4 separate regions of the Homo sapiens genome follow, and regions 2, 3 and 4 are each linked to region 1. Evidence: chromatin contacts called from ENCODE Hi-C or POLR2A ChIA-PET data. All regions are on one chromosome and are shown on one strand. Each heading gives the region's core, a stretch centred on a gene start or an enhancer-like site at or near the end of the contact. The rest is flanking DNA. Distances are from core to core; before and after follow the strand shown.

Region 1 (3,535 bases), core at 599-3,098:
CAAGAAGATCCCAGATCACCTGGCCAGGCTCCCCCTGCTGGAGCAAGCCAGACATCCCCTCCCTCCCCCAGCCGCAGCTGCCAACAGGGATCCCCTGCATACGCGGGCCACCGGGGCCTCCGTGGCCAGCCTCTCTTCCCCCATCCCACCGCCCCCCGCGCGAGGCTCCACAGGCTGGCACACAGGTCCCACGTGGGATGGTGGAAACAGGAAGCAGCCACCGTAGTTGTGACCAACAAAGTTTTAAATGGGGCATATAACTTCCCCTTTCATCTTCTCACCAGCTCTCGCTGGAGGCTGGGCTGGGACGGACACCCGGCCTCCACTTTCTGTGGCAGGTACCTCCTCCATGTCGGCCCGCCTTGGGGCTGAAGCCTGAAGGCCCCAGGGCACACGAAGTTCCCCTTCCTCCCCTAGACCTTTACCCAGAGGCCTTGGGGGCAACCTGACACACATGGTCCTGCATGTGCGACTTGGGAGGCGACGTGACCAGCTCCACCAAGCCGGCCATATGCAGGGCCCGGCCGAATCCCGGGTTTCGGCGCTGCCGCCAGGCACCAGGGAACACAGCTCCCCGCGAGGCACCGCGCGGGCTGGGAGGGCTGCGGCGGCGCGGGCGTGCGGGGGCGCGCGGGAGGATGACAGGTCTGAGGTGCGCCCGCCCGCGCGAAGCGCTCCAGCCTAGGCCTCTGCTGACTGCATTTGCCCCAGTTCCCCAACGCCCCTGCACCTCTGTCCCCCAAACTCCTGGCGTGGACGCCGCGTCCAGGCCCACTTTCCCGTGCACGCTGGCAGGGGAAGGGGCTCCCGCGCCAAGTTCCCTCAGCTGGCTAGCCCCTCGCCGCGCCTTCCGGGCCTGGGCTCCGTCACGTCAGCCGGTCCCCACGGACACCACGTTTCTCTCCAGCGGAGGAGGAGCAGCCGGATTCCCGAGCCGCCGCGGGCCGCCGGGTGGGGAGGGCTTTCCTGGCGGGGCCGCGCCCGGGTGGGCGGGGGCCGCGCGCAAGCTGCGTAGCTGCACAAACACCGCGGGGCTGCGCTGCACACGCAGCTGCGGGCCGAGGGCGCGGACCGCGGGGGAGGGGGCGGCGGGCTGCAGGCGGCCCCCGCACGGCCACACGCGCCCGCTCCACCGCCGCCCAGGCCGCAGAAGTTCGAGCGCAGCGGCCCCCGCGGCCCCCTCTCCGGGCCGCGCCTGCAGAGCTGCAACCCGCCGTGCGAGCAGCCACAGCTCGCGCGCCGCCTGGGGTCCCCTCGCCGGCCCCGCCGCGTGCAGGCCTCGGCCGCCGGCCAGGCAGCCCCACTTACCCAGCTCTTGCCCGGGCTCCGGGCTCCGGGCTCGGCTGTCCCCCTTCCGCCGCGGGTCGCCGCCTTCGGTCGCCTCCGGGACTCCAGCCGCCTGCACGCACTCCCGATTTTAAAAACAAACAGGCGCCGTCGCCTCCCCGCGGCGCTCGCGGGGCTTCCGCCAGCCCGCGCCTCCCGAGGCTGAGAAGTTTGCTGGCAGGGCCCGGGCGGGACGCGCGGGCTGTCACCCCCCGCTTGCGATGCAGGAGCCTCGGCGCGCCCCGCACCCGTGCCGTCCGCCTCGCGAGCGCTCTGCCTCCCTCCGTGTCACCCCCAGTCCTGCGATGCAGTGTCAGGATTGCACGGCTCTGACTCATCGGTTGAGCTCACAGCTTGAAAAAAAAAAAAAGAGAGAGGGCGAGAGGCAACAGCGGAGGAGGAGGACTCTGGCGTGCTACAAAGGATTGCACAACTCGAGGCTGGGAGCGCGGAGCGCCCAGCGGCCGGCCGGCGCGCGCGGCACCGCGGCGAGCAGGAACCAGCTCTACCACTTCATCAGCACAACTGTCTCGGGGCGGCCTCAGCCAGCAGGCCCGGCGCCGCCCACTTCCTGCGACCAAATAAGGCCGGGGAAGGCGTCCTTAAACCTCAGGCGGCGGCCGGGGCTGGGGATTTCCAGCAGACCTCACCTCCACTCACGAGTCGGTCGCCGTCCCCATCCCCCGCCCAGGCTGGCGCCCCCGATGGCTTTGCTGGCGGGCCACGCTGCTAGTTCCTTTCACACCAAGGTCAGGAGGAGACGGTGACGAAATGTTTGGAAACCCATTGAGCCTGCCAGGAAAGTGTGTGTGTGATGCTGGGGAAGGCACAAGTCGCTTTCTTCCACAAAGAAACTCTCTCTGGTTTTGGATACGGTAAATCATGCACAATCCTCTCCATGGCATTTTATTAACAGACTCTCCGAGTTTCACTTTCTGGCTCAAAAGCGTCCTGGTGCGTGTAAAGGTTATTGAGAAACTGGCCTCAGTCCCTAGAAAGGACCCACCATCTCCATCGCTTAGGTGAGGAAAATCTCCTGGATTTAAATCTAGCAACTCAGGCCAGAGTTGAGCGGCTTTTCACTCCATACTCACATTTTCCCCTGTCTTCCCTAAATATCCCCCTGATCAATTCTCAGGTCCAGGCCTTGATGCCTCCTTGCCTGACTGGTGGGAAGATGGAAAACATTTTTGCAGCTCAAGAGGTTGGTTCTGGCCCCCACATTCAATGGGGCTCTAGGGCCAGGGGAAAGTTCAGGGGAGTGTGTCCTATTCTTCCTTCCAAGTTTTTTGGTGGTGGTGCAGTGGTGGTGGTGGCGGCGGCGGTGGTGGCGGTGGCTGTTTTTCAAGGAGATGGGTCACAAGGAGATTTTCCTTTGAAAGAAAAACCACCGAAGAATACCATGTGTCCTGGCAGCCACTTTTCAAAACACTGTGGCCAGACCTGAGAACCAGGTGCATCCCTCACTTTCTCAGGGAGAAGAGGAGGGAGGGGCAGCAGAATATGATTCTCACACACTCACTGGGCCTACAGGGCCAGGGTGGGGTGTGGAGGACACAGGCAAAACTTGGATCTTCTGCCCAGAAATCCTGCCAAACCTGCACTTGCTTCTAAGGGGGCATGGCTTTCCTGTCCTCTTCCACCTCTTTGCTGGCTGGAGCACCTGCGTACATGTACACCTGGAAGTCACACCTCCCCAAGAGGAGAAGGGCTTATTTGCACCATGTTATGATAGATATGTCAAAATAAGGAACACTTAAAACAATCTTATCTACAAAATACAGGTAATTATGCCACAGGACTGGACCAGAGGACCTCTTGAGATCCCTTCCAGTTCAAGATCCATGATTCTGTGATTACAGTAAGTGAATAGAGGAGCTAGGGAAACCACCTTCTACAAAAAAAAGCCCGGGCTCCCCGATTTAGCATCTGTGATGACAGTATTGTTCCTGGCAGCTCTCAGAGCACTTCTCCATACAGTCTCCTGAAGAGCCCTGCATGTGAGTTTTATCTCTCTCAATCTGTGGATGTACTGAGGTTCAGAGAGGTTAAGTGAATTGCACCAGGTCACAGGGCAAGCCAAGCATCTGTGACCTCTCTGCTCCTCCCCCAGAGGAAGGCAGTGAGCAATTGAGGAACTGCAGTGCTCAGGCCTGCAGACCCCCAAGCAGAGGCCAGACTCTCAGGGCTCCTGGCAAAGGATCAGGGT
Region 2 (3,535 bases), core at 571-3,070, 1.8 Mb after region 1:
GAACACTGATAGACTATCTCATTTAGACAAAAAGTCAAGCTTCTTTTTACTAACTGTATCCTCAGTACTTAGTGCCTGGCACATGGTAGATGCACCATGAACGTTTGTTGAATATATTAATAAAGGTGTAAATGGTTTTAACATTCTATTGAGGGAAACAGGAAAAAGATAAATCAGTAAACGAATAAAATAAGTATAAAATTGGGTAACTGCTATGGGAGAAATGAATAGTAGCTGAGGTAGAGGATAAGAATGAAGGTGGAAGGGGAAACCCTCCATGGGCTCACTGTGTCTTTCAGAATGAAAGCTAAAATCCTGATGTTGGCCTCTAAGGCCCTCCCTGACCGGGCCATTACCTCACTGACCTCATCGCCTGCCACTTTTGCTGCCTCTGATATCCAACTACCTGGCCCCCCTGCTCTTTTTCCAATACTCAAGCACACTTCCACCTCAGGTCCTGGAATGTCCTTCCCTGAGACACTCACCATTCACTCCCTCTCTTTCTTCGAATCTCTGCTCAGGTATCCCCTCTTTGGGCAAGGCCCTTCTGACCACCCAGAATTCCCTAACCTCCAACCCTGCTTTATTTTCCTCCATAGGAAAGGAATTTTGTCTTACTTAATTTAACCTTAGGGCAATATTGTCTTAGTCTAGAAATTCAGCTCATGGATACAAAAATCCTCTAGGAGCCGTAACTTCCTGTCAATCCTAAAATTTAATAAGGCAAATGTTTGGCTTCGAGCCATACTGGGAATAAGGTAAGGCCTTTTGAAAAAGCCACGATGCCCAGGTGAGGGTTGAATTGATCACTGAGAACCCTACAAATGCGCTCATGGCAAGGCTGGGAATACCCTACACTTACCCTCTCGGTCATTTACTTCAGAGTCTGCGGGGCATTCTAATCCGCGTTGTCATTTGCTTTGTGCCACATTCCTAAGAGGTAGGCAGGGCAGGTTTTATCATCCTCTGTTTACAGATGAAGATAATGAAGGTCACATAGCTCAAGTGAGCTACCCAGGGCCACAGACATACAAAGTGGTAGAACCAGAATTTAAATCTTGGTTGGTCTGACTCCAAGTGTAGTATTTGTTTCACTTTTTCTTTCTTTCTTTCTTTCTTTTTTTTTTTTAACTGTTTCTGCATTCTGGGTTCTGACCAGGTGACCTTGAATCATAAAGATTCAGGGCCTGTCTTGAGCTGCTCAATATGGAAGGCATCTTTTCTCTAAAGAGTGTGAGCTCCCTGCCAAGCAGCACAGGCGCTTAATAGGCTTTCAGAGCAGCAATTCTAGAACCTCCCTTGTGGCTTTCTGATCTCCCACAGCCCTTGTGTTTGATGGTCAGGAAAGGAGAATACCCTTGGATCGTCTTATCTCCAGACCACCCCGAGGCTGGCTGGACTTAAGGGGTGAGGAAAGACAAGATGGGTGAGCAGCTGCTTTCGGCTGAAAACCAGAAAGAAATCCCAGTGTTTTTGCTTTATTTTGGTTTAAAAATCAAGTCGTATGACAATGGAAACATTTTCCTGGTTGTCCTCTCCTCTCTGCCCATGTTGACAGAAGACGGACTTGCTAATTCTGGCTGGGGTTTTTCCCTGCCTGGGCTGTTTTTCTCTTTTATCTTCATCAATTGAAGAGGGCTGCTGTGTCTTTCAAACTGTCGGAAGGTATCTGTATTTTTTTTTCTTTCACATAATTCTGTAGGTCTTTTCCCAGATATGTATTTTTCTCTCTAACTTCTAACTCGCTGAAGTTTCCGCCCATGTGACTTCCAGCGTGAGTTACCAGAAACCACAAGAGAGAGAGAGAGCGTGCAAGCCCCAAAGCGAGCGACATGTCCCTTTGGGGAGCAGTCCCTCTGCACCCCAGAGTGAGGAGGACGCAGGGGTCAGAGGTGGCTACAGGGCAGGCAGAGGAGGCACCTGTAGGGGGTGGTGGGCTGGTGGCCCAGGAGAAGTCAGGAAGGGAGCCCAGCTGGTGACAAGAGAGCCCAGAGGTGCCTGGGGCTGAGTGTGAGAGCCCGGAAGATTTCAGCCATGCCTCACAGCTCCGACAGCAGTGACTCCAGCTTCAGCCGCTCTCCTCCCCCTGGCAAACAGGTAGAGTCCTCCTTTTTCTCTCTCCTACCTTCTGATTCTCCTGGGGGATGGAAAGAGAGCCAGGCTTCCTTGTCCTGCCCAGGGAGCTGAGGATGGAGGAAGTGGCTCGTTGCACGGGCACTCTGTTAGACTTAGGACATGGAATTTGCTACTAAGCTGTGCATATTGGCAGAGATCCTCATCCTTCCACCCATTCTGCCAAAGCCCCTTTTTCTCTCCATTTTCCAAGGCTGCCTATCACCTCTGCCTCACTGGGGTTGCCACCCTAAAAAGCTTTCTAGGAAGCAAAGAGGAGGATGAACATCAAAGAATGCAGAGAAAAGAGTCTACTGTTCTCCAAGGCTGTAGAAAAGTGAGAGGAGTTTTCAAGTGGGCCGCTGGCATGCACAGCTCAAATCCTAGATATGCAGTTTCCCAGGAGACAGCCAATAGGGAAGGGGAGAAAAGGGGTTAGGGAAAAGTTAAAAAAAAAAAAAAAGAAGAAGAAGAAGAGGAAGAAGGAGGAGGAGGAGGAGAAACCCAGGCTAGCATAGAAGGATCTCTCTACTGGGGCACTGCCTCTGTTGCTAGCACAGCCAGCAAGGGGAGATGCTAGAGGTCCAGCCAATATCTCTTTGCTTGTGGCTTCTGGATAGGAGCAAGGAAATGAATGAGGAGGTGGCTCTGGAAATTTGTTGGAAGACATTTGCTGGTAGTTCATCTTAGCTCTGGGGAAACCAGAGAGACTGAGATAGGGATTGTGGGAGCATTTGGAGTCTAGATTGTGACTTCCAAGTCCAAAGGTTTTAGCTTGAGGATTACCAAAAAAGGAGTGCCCTGCCCATCTCACAGCTTCTAGGGTTTTGTTCTGCACCACACTCTTGACATCCCTTGCTGTAGGAAGCCCTCCTCTTTCTCATCCGACATGTATCCGTGGGTTAAAATTTTCTCAACCTTCATAGTTTAAAAACTTCATTCTTTCCTTAGCACAGATATCCACAAGGGTTTTCAAAATGCTGCAGCCAAAATAAAAGTATATAAATATTGAACAGGGCGTATATCCTAAGCCTCTAATAACGGAGCAGCAGGCTGGGATGAGTCTGGGTGGAGACCTCTAGAAGGCACAGAATCCAGTCTGCTGCTCAAGATGGTGTCAGAGTGGCTCTGACTGCCTGGAAGTTTGTACTTTTCTTAGGAAGGAAATTACTCATGGCTTCCATGGTAACCTGGTGCCCCATCCCCCTTAGAGGAAGAGCACTTCCTTCCTATCTATGCCAATGACCTCCTACCACAAAGGCCTGAAAGTATTGGACATGTTGGTGAGCCCAGTACTTAGTGATCCCAGAGCTTTGCCCTTGGATCTGTGCCCCTCTAGCCTGTGGGAGACGTGGAAGGGAACAGGGCATGAGTTGCCAGGACTCCTACACCTACACTGCAGCATCTGGGAGAGAACTGGAGC
Region 3 (3,535 bases), core at 526-3,025, 1.5 Mb after region 1:
TGGGGCAAGGGTTTGGGGAGCAATGATCAACTGGGTAAAATCCTGGGGAGTGGCAATTGAGTGGGAAGGGAGTCAAGAAGTGTTTAGGGAAGGATGTCGGGGAAGTGAGTAATAGGTAGGTCAGAGGATGGAGCAAGGGAATGTTGAAAGGCAACGGATATGCTCTGTGGACAGGTGGCAAAATATCTGAATGGGGGCCCAGGGAGGGCTACTATGGAGTAACAGGGAAGGGACCCTGAGGTGCTGATTTCTCAGAGATAGACAATGGGATTGGATATGTGTTGGTGGAGGAATGCAGAAAGCCCAGGCCAACTCCGAATGCCATTCATTTACATGAAATCCCTCTTTATGCCTCCACCATCTGCAACAGACTATGTGCTCACCCAAATGGCTTGCTTTTAATTCCAGCAAATAATATCCCCTCTGCTTTCCCCCAAATACAAAAGACACCATTTAAATTCAGCCAGGATGGAAGATCATGATATTTGGAGAAAATTCAAAGTCTGGGCCGCTCAGCTGTGCCTTATCATTCAAAAGTTACATTTTGTTCAGGTTGGCTGGCTTCACATGGTCATCTCAACTTTTCACTCCTGTTTCTTTCTTCTTTTTTTTTGAGACAGAGTCTCGCTCTGTCGCCCAGGCTGGAGTGTGCAGTGGCGCGATCTTGACTCACTGCAACCTCCGCCTCCTGGTTTCAAGCGATCCTCCTGCCTCACCCTCCCGAGTAGCTGGGATTACAGGCGCCCGCCACCAAGCCTGGCTAATTTTTATTTTTATTTTTTATTTTTTAATTAGAGAGGAGGTTTCGCCATGTTGCCCAGGCTGGTCTTGAACTCCTGACTTCAGGTGATCCACCTGCCTCAGCTGCCCAAAGTGCTGGGATTATAGGCCTGAGCCACCCTGCCTGGCCCTCTCCTCTGTTTCTTGACCTGGTTTTGTTTACAATTTGTTGCTGCAATCTTCCTATAACTGTTTCCAGAGTTGTGTGACGAAAAGGGAGGCTGGCACGCAGAGAGATTTCTCACACTCTGTTGGCTTGTGCAGTTGAGACAAAATTAAGCAATGTAGAAATTTAAGCTTCAGTTTTTAATGACCTAGGTTTTTCCAGGCCTTCCCATTTTGGAGTATCACAGTACTCAGGGATTTCTGAGTTTTCTCTCCCTTCCAGAGGAACTATTCTTGAATGGGATTATTAAGCACCCCTTCCTCAATTCTTCAACAAAGCTCCGAGGAATGAATGTCTCAAGTTCTGCTGCTTTTAAAGTATAAAAGATAAATTCAAAGTTCCTTATGCTTCTCCTTTCTGGGAGAATTCTGGGTTTTACTCCAACAGTGGGAAAGTTTTCTAAGCTGGTTTTGCTCCTGTCTCATGGGCAAGGCAGTTTGGTCGGTGGCTGTTCTGTGGGCTGCTGTCTGGAGGAGACGGTCGGTGGAGACGGTCGGTCGGGGAGGTCACCCTGACAATTATGGCCAACTGACGGTGGAGGGAGTGGTCTCGGTTTGGCCCTCAGTCTGGAGTCACAGTCTGGATTCACAGGCAGCGCAGAGAGATGTTGGCTCAGGACCTGAGGCTGAGGCGTGCTGGGACAGCCTAGGGGGTGTCCTGGCTTTCCAGGGGCTGGGGAACCCTCTCTGGCCCGGGGGCGGGAGAAGCTGTTCCAGAATCGGTTCTGGCTCCACTGCCACCTCAGCACTTTCTAATTGCAGCTCCAAACAGCCGCAGCTGCAGTCATAGCAACAGGCCCCGCCCACCGGGCTTCGCTCCTGGCGTCCAGCACGTGACGGCGACGCCTGCGTCGCTCCCTCAGCCCCTGGCGCTAAGGGAGGCGGGGAAGTGTGGGGGGATGACGTTTACTCTGTCGTCTCCATGGATATAATGCATAGACGTCAACGTCGCCAGTGTTTGGTGTGTAACGTTCTTCCGTCTCCATGGGAACGTCAGGCGGCCAAACACCGGGCCCCAGCAACAGGCTTCTGATTGGCCCGAGGCTTCCAAAGGCGGAGCTTCGTCTCCCGCGCCCGCTCGACTGTGTTGCTGTTTTGGTTGTTGTCTCCCACTTGTTTATTTCTCTAACAGATCCTGGAGGCTGAGGTCTAGATCGGTCGCCAAGGATGGGATCCAGGAGAAAACGTGCTGAACGTGCAGCTTGCTCCTACCGATTACAGCCCAGCAGATGACATAGTTCCACTGTGCTCTAGTCCATTGTGGGAATTATGGCCCTCATGCCCGGCGTCTGTCACAACCCAATATTTGGTGTTATAACCCCTGCTCCCACCCCCCAGCACATCTCAGAAGTGCCGTTACCCTCTCAGTCACATCCCAGAAACTGTGTTGCCTTCACGGTTACTCTTGTTTATGCTTGAGAGCACTCGGAGGCCTTTCCATATCTAAAGCCTGCATTCAGTGCTACCCCCTGCAGGATTTGGATACATTTCCCCGTCTGGTCCTAATTCTGTTGAATGACATCATTTATCCGTATTCCCACCCAGAGATGGGCAGATTTCTTGTAACCTGAATAGATACCAAAGAATCCCAAAGGACCTGGGTGGGTACTTCTATTTATGGGCTCATTGGATCTTATTCTTTCCTCTCCGCCTGTTTTAATTCAAATCGGGGGGACCATTTGATTTCTCCAATAGAAACAGAAAGAAATTGAAGACAGAGATGAACACAGATCAAGAGCCCAGGTTTCTTGATATCTAATACTAATATACTGATGGAGTTAAACATTCCAAGGTACGAATGTGTCCAGAAACAGTTTTAACCTTACCCTGGGTTTCCATCAGTGAAACCAAGTTAACATCTGGCAAAAGATAGCGATCTAGCCTCAGGGGTTTCAGTCAAGTTGCGCTTAAAAGAATGCCTTAAAATCTGTAGTTATGGTGTCAAATATAATAAATCTTCACCAGCTCATGCACGTACAAGTCTGAAATGTTTCATAAAAGGTTTAGATGACCTGATAACATGTTTCTAAAACCCAGAGAGAAAGAGAGAGACTGATACAAACGTCAAGTTAAAAACAAGAAAGTAAAATTAGTTTCATAGATTGGGGTTGATAAGGGGAATCTCTGTCCTCTATGCTCTAATCTTAGCCCACTACCTCCTTTCCTCTATCTCCTCTGGTGGATATGCTTGCTATCTGTCCTCCCCTCCGACTCTTTGGCTAGCCTTATAGCCTATAATTTCCTTCAGAGATGTAGTGAAATTAAATGAAATTAAGAGCCTGCTTAATGCAAACAGGACCAAAGGGCACAGCTCTTTATCGTAATGAACTTCATTCTGATTAAGTCAGGGACTGCAAGTGCTTACTATTTACCCAGTAAATATATTAAATTGCTAGGCTAGTCTCCCTTCTGTCCTGACACTGCCAGGGAATATTTGAAAGTCGGATATAAGATCCATTTTAGACCATCAAACATCCCTTCTAATTCTATCATCTCTCTTTATGTTTCCAGGAATATAGCATGTCTTGGTCTCTGAGAGCCAATATATCTGGGTTACACTGAAAGAGGAATAACGAGATAATATTTACAC
Region 4 (3,535 bases), core at 715-3,214, 1.1 Mb after region 1:
GTGTGGTTTGACTAAAGCTCACAATCTGTGAGAATGTGGGGAGAGAATCAGAACATAATCAGAGGCCTGATTATCAGGTGCCTGGCCAAGTTGAGGAGTTTGTACTTTATCCTACAAGGGAGATAAACTTTATCTCCCTTGCTTTATCCGACCAGGAGAAGCAATGAAAGACTTTAATCAGAGGAGTGACAGGATTAGGTTTGCATTTCAGAAGGATTTCTTTTTTTTCTTTACTTTCTTTTTTTTTTTTTTTTTGAGACGAAGTCTCACTCTGTTGCTCAGGCTGGAGTGCAGTGGTGCAATCTTGGCTCACTGCAACCTCCATCTCCTGGGTTCAAGCAATTCTCTTGCCTCAGCCTCCCGAGTAGCTGGGATTACAGGCATTCACTACCACACCCAGCTAATTTCTGTATTTTTAGTAGAGATGGGGTTTCACCATGTTGGCCAGGCTGGTCTTGAACTCCTGATCTCAAGTGATCCACCCACCTCATCCTCCCAAAGTGATGGGATTACAGGCGTGAGCTACCACACCAGGCTCAGAAGGATCTTTGACACAGATATAAAGGATGATGGGCTAGAGAAAGCGAGAGCGGAGGCTTAGAACTGCTTAGGGAGCTTTTCAAATAATTCAGGTGAAAGCTACTGAGGAGTTAATTGTGGGTAGCAGCAGGGCAGAGCTGTTTTCTCTATTTCTAGTTAGGACTTTGGCCCATCCTTCCAGAATTTCAGTGGCAGTGCTTTCAGGGTTCAGGTGAGTGAAGGCACTGTAAAGGTCCTGATGGAATTTGAGGCCAGCCTGGGCAACATAGTGAGACCCCGTCTCAATTTATATTAAAACATAAATTAATTAGAAAAATAAAAAATAAAGGTCCTGAGGGCCAGGCAAAATGCCTCAGATAAAGAAATCATCATGAACGGCACCAAGTGGTTCATTCATTCATTCATACATTTATGTGTTACTAATTCAGCCAGAGGTTTAAAGCACATCTTTTTCATTAGGAAGGTGAGCCTTAAAGGTGAATACTCAAGGGGCCTGAATACTTAAGGAGGGGAAGGGGATGCTATATGCTTTCACTTCAAGTCAGCGGGAAGAATGGCACACTCAAAGTGGGGAGGTCAGCCTGGCATGGTGGCACCTGTAGTCCCAGCTACTCCAGAGGCTGAGGCAGAGGGATCGCTTGAGCCCAGAGTGTCGAGGCTCCAGTGAACTATGACCTTGTTTCTTAAAAAAACAGCTGGGAGTTTATATTCTAGGGATAGGGTGACAAACGAACAACTTCCAAAATGCACAAGATGTATGGGGAACAATTAGTTTGGCTGGAATTTGCGTTGGGGGGAGATCAGAAGCTGTTGAGAAATAAGGCTATAGTTGGTGAAGATATCCGACTCGTAAAAAGGCAATGGGATTTAGAAATTCCTGGGATTCTGTTTCTTTGACTCGGGGTTAGGAAGACAGGGAAGTAACAAGTGCCTTTTTTTTTTTTTTTAATAGTTAAGGGACCTGAGACTGGGGGTGGGGGGCAATGTCATCTGCCCCAGGCCACACAAGTGTAAGATCAGGCATGCATGTCTGCCAAGGTTTCAGTTCAATGTCCGTGCCCCTCTTTTGCTCTCTTCCCAAGGTACAGAGGCGGAACGGCGCGGTGCCCTCGGGTCCCAAGAGAGAAGGGCGCCAAGCTCAGAGCCAGTTCTGTGGAAGGGTAGGGGAAGGCCTGACCCCGGGGGCAATGTGGTGGCGGGACAGTCGTATACACCTTCAGGAGAACCACCTCAGGCTGACAGGCAGTGCGGAGGGCCCCAAGAGCGCCTTAGGGTTGCCTGCTCCAGAGAGCGGGACTCCTGCGCTGCAGCCGGGATACTGGGCGCCGCCGTGCGCCCACCCCCTGCCAGTGGTTCGCTCCGAACACCCCTCGTCGGGCGGCGGGTACTGCGGCCCGCCCCACTTCCGGTTGTTGTCCGGCCCTATATCCGGTGTCCGCCCGCCCTCGGCTCCTCCGCCGTGATGCTGTCCCGATCCCGCTGTGTGTCTCGGGCGTTCAGCCGCTCGCTCTCCGCCTTCCAGAAGGTACGGTCTGGCCGAGCCGGGGCCCCGACGGGTGAGGAGTCTGTTGGCGGGCAGAGAGGCGGCCTGGAAGGCAGGGGCGCGGCGCGCCGGCCGGGCCGGGCACCAAGGGCACTGGGACGCGGAGGCCGCGCGGGCTGGGCGGCCCGGGGCCGTGGTTGCCCTCGGGACCGTTTTGCGGAGCCCAGCGGCCCCCTGCCTTCTCCAGGCAGCCTGCGGGGAACGTTTCCTGCTGTACCCCACCCTCCGCGCGGGAGCTGGGGAGCCGCGCCCGTCCAGATACTTGACTCAGAGTTAGGGAGGAGGCGCGGCGGAGTCCTCCGGCGGGATTCGGCGCCCGTCTCGTCTTGCTCTGTTAAAATCAGTGGGTATTAATGAGTCCCGTTGGGAAGTTGAGATAGTTTGGCAGGCCCAGCGTGTTGATTGGGTCTGCCAGCACGGTGTGTTGCATTTACCTTCGGAGTTACGAGATTCACCTGTCACCACCACTGGGACAGCTTTGAGCGTGTACTTAAAAGAAAAAGCTGGGTTTTTTTTTCATCTTGGGTGACGTCGATAATGTCTTCTTTCTCAACAGGGGAACTGCCCTCTAGGGAGACGTTCCCTGCCTGGTAAGTTCTGCCCTTACCGTCACCTAAAATGCTCTCCTCCTGGGCAGAGCAGTATGTGAGGAACTCGGGGGTGCCTGTGTTTCTCATAATATTTAAAGACAGTTTGGTTCAGAGAGTAGTGAGACGCAATGCTACATAATCACGAGCTATCGCTTATTCATTTAGCTCGTAGTTGAGTTTCTACTGTGTTAGGCACTGTGCTAGACGCTAGGGATACAGGAGTGGATACAGAAGTGTACAGTTCTTGCCCTCGTGGAGCTCCTAGGCTAGTTGGATAGTGTCAGTTGCTAAACAAGCCAACAAAGGCAAATTTTTGTAACTGCTGAGAAGGAAACGAGGGTGGACAGAAGAGCCCTTTTTGAGGAGGTGACTTAAAAGTTATGGCCATGGCCGGGCGCGGTGGCTGACGCCTGTAATCCCAGCACTCTGGGAGGCTGAGGCGGGCGGATCACGAGGTCAGGAGATCGAGACCATCCTGGTTAACACGGTGAAACCCCATCTCTACTAAAAAATACAAAAAATTAGCCGGGCGTGGTGGCAGGCGCCTGTAGTCCCAGCTCCTCGGGAGGCTGAGGCACGAGAATGGCGTGAAGCCGGGAGGCGGAGCTTGCAGTGAGCCGAGTTCGCGCCACTGCACTCCAGCCTGGGCGACAGAGCGAGACTCCATCTCAAAAAAAAAAAAAAAAAAAAGTTATGGCTAGCAGAATGTGACGGAGCTAACCCAGTGAAGCCCAGGAGAAAGAGAATGGCATTCACAAAGACCCTGAGGAAGAAAAGAGGTTGGCAGAACTTAAGAGCTGGAAAAAAGGTGATTTGGCCGGAGTATTTTGGTTAAGGGAGAGAGTGGCAAGAGATAGAAGAT

What was found. Hi-C counts contacts between places; a loop is a spot of excess contacts on that map. ChIA-PET counts read pairs that join two places held with the same protein, here RNA polymerase II (POLR2A). Pooled maps may share reads with other maps.
Region 2: a loop to region 1 is called in a pooled map, with 7 times the contacts of the local background. The contact joins the promoter of BATF here to the promoter of MIDEAS in region 1. A Hi-C loop is called at or near these places in 1 of 37 single-sample maps with no recorded cell type and 6 of 50 pooled maps. POLR2A ChIA-PET finds 5 or more read pairs at or near these places in 2 of 52 experiments (T-cell and naive thymus-derived CD4-positive, alpha-beta T cell).
Region 3: a loop to region 1 is called in a pooled map, with 4 times the contacts of the local background. The contact joins the enhancer-like site here to the promoter of MIDEAS in region 1. A Hi-C loop is called at or near these places in 1 of 168 maps with a recorded cell type or tissue (naive thymus-derived CD4-positive, alpha-beta T cell), 3 of 37 single-sample maps with no recorded cell type and 4 of 50 pooled maps. POLR2A ChIA-PET finds 5 or more read pairs at or near these places in 1 of 52 experiments (activated CD4-positive, alpha-beta T cell).
Region 4: a map with no recorded cell type shows a loop between it and region 1 (4-fold over the local background). The contact joins the promoter of DLST here to the promoter of MIDEAS in region 1. A Hi-C loop is called at or near these places in 1 of 37 single-sample maps with no recorded cell type and 2 of 50 pooled maps. POLR2A ChIA-PET finds 5 or more read pairs at or near these places in 1 of 52 experiments (naive thymus-derived CD8-positive, alpha-beta T cell).

Annotation. Positions count from the first base shown.
Region 1 is chr14:73,758,455-73,761,989 of GRCh38, forward strand. MIDEAS (mitotic deacetylase associated SANT domain protein) reads right to left here and starts at 1,849. Exons shown (of 13, transcript NM_001367710.1): 1 at 1,309-1,849. It overlaps MIR4505 (microRNA 4505), which reads left to right and starts at 293; the gene lies at 293-365. RefSeq lists silencers at 517-626, 987-1,136, 1,267-1,506 and enhancers at 1,927-2,256, 3,172-3,535.
Region 2 is chr14:75,520,649-75,524,183 of GRCh38, forward strand. BATF (basic leucine zipper ATF-like transcription factor) reads left to right here and starts at 1,821. Exons shown (of 3, transcript NM_006399.5): 1 at 1,821-2,097. The coding sequence starts at 2,035. RefSeq lists an enhancer at 1,789-2,118.
Region 3 is chr14:75,257,301-75,260,835 of GRCh38, forward strand. No RefSeq gene overlaps it. Among named protein-coding and RNA genes, the nearest start is that of FOS, 20 kb to the right of the region's middle. RefSeq lists enhancers at 1-143, 421-2,995, 843-1,821, 2,002-2,261. Within about 2 kb of position 1,776, at least 37 of the 41 ENCODE cell types and tissues checked have a DNase peak (open chromatin) inside an H3K27ac peak, as active enhancers do.
Region 4 is chr14:74,879,952-74,883,486 of GRCh38, forward strand. It overlaps DLST (dihydrolipoamide S-succinyltransferase), which reads left to right and starts at 1,965. Exons shown (of 15, transcript NM_001933.5): 1 at 1,965-2,065; 2 at 2,640-2,673. The coding sequence starts at 2,003. RefSeq lists silencers at 1,897-2,123, 1,980-2,309.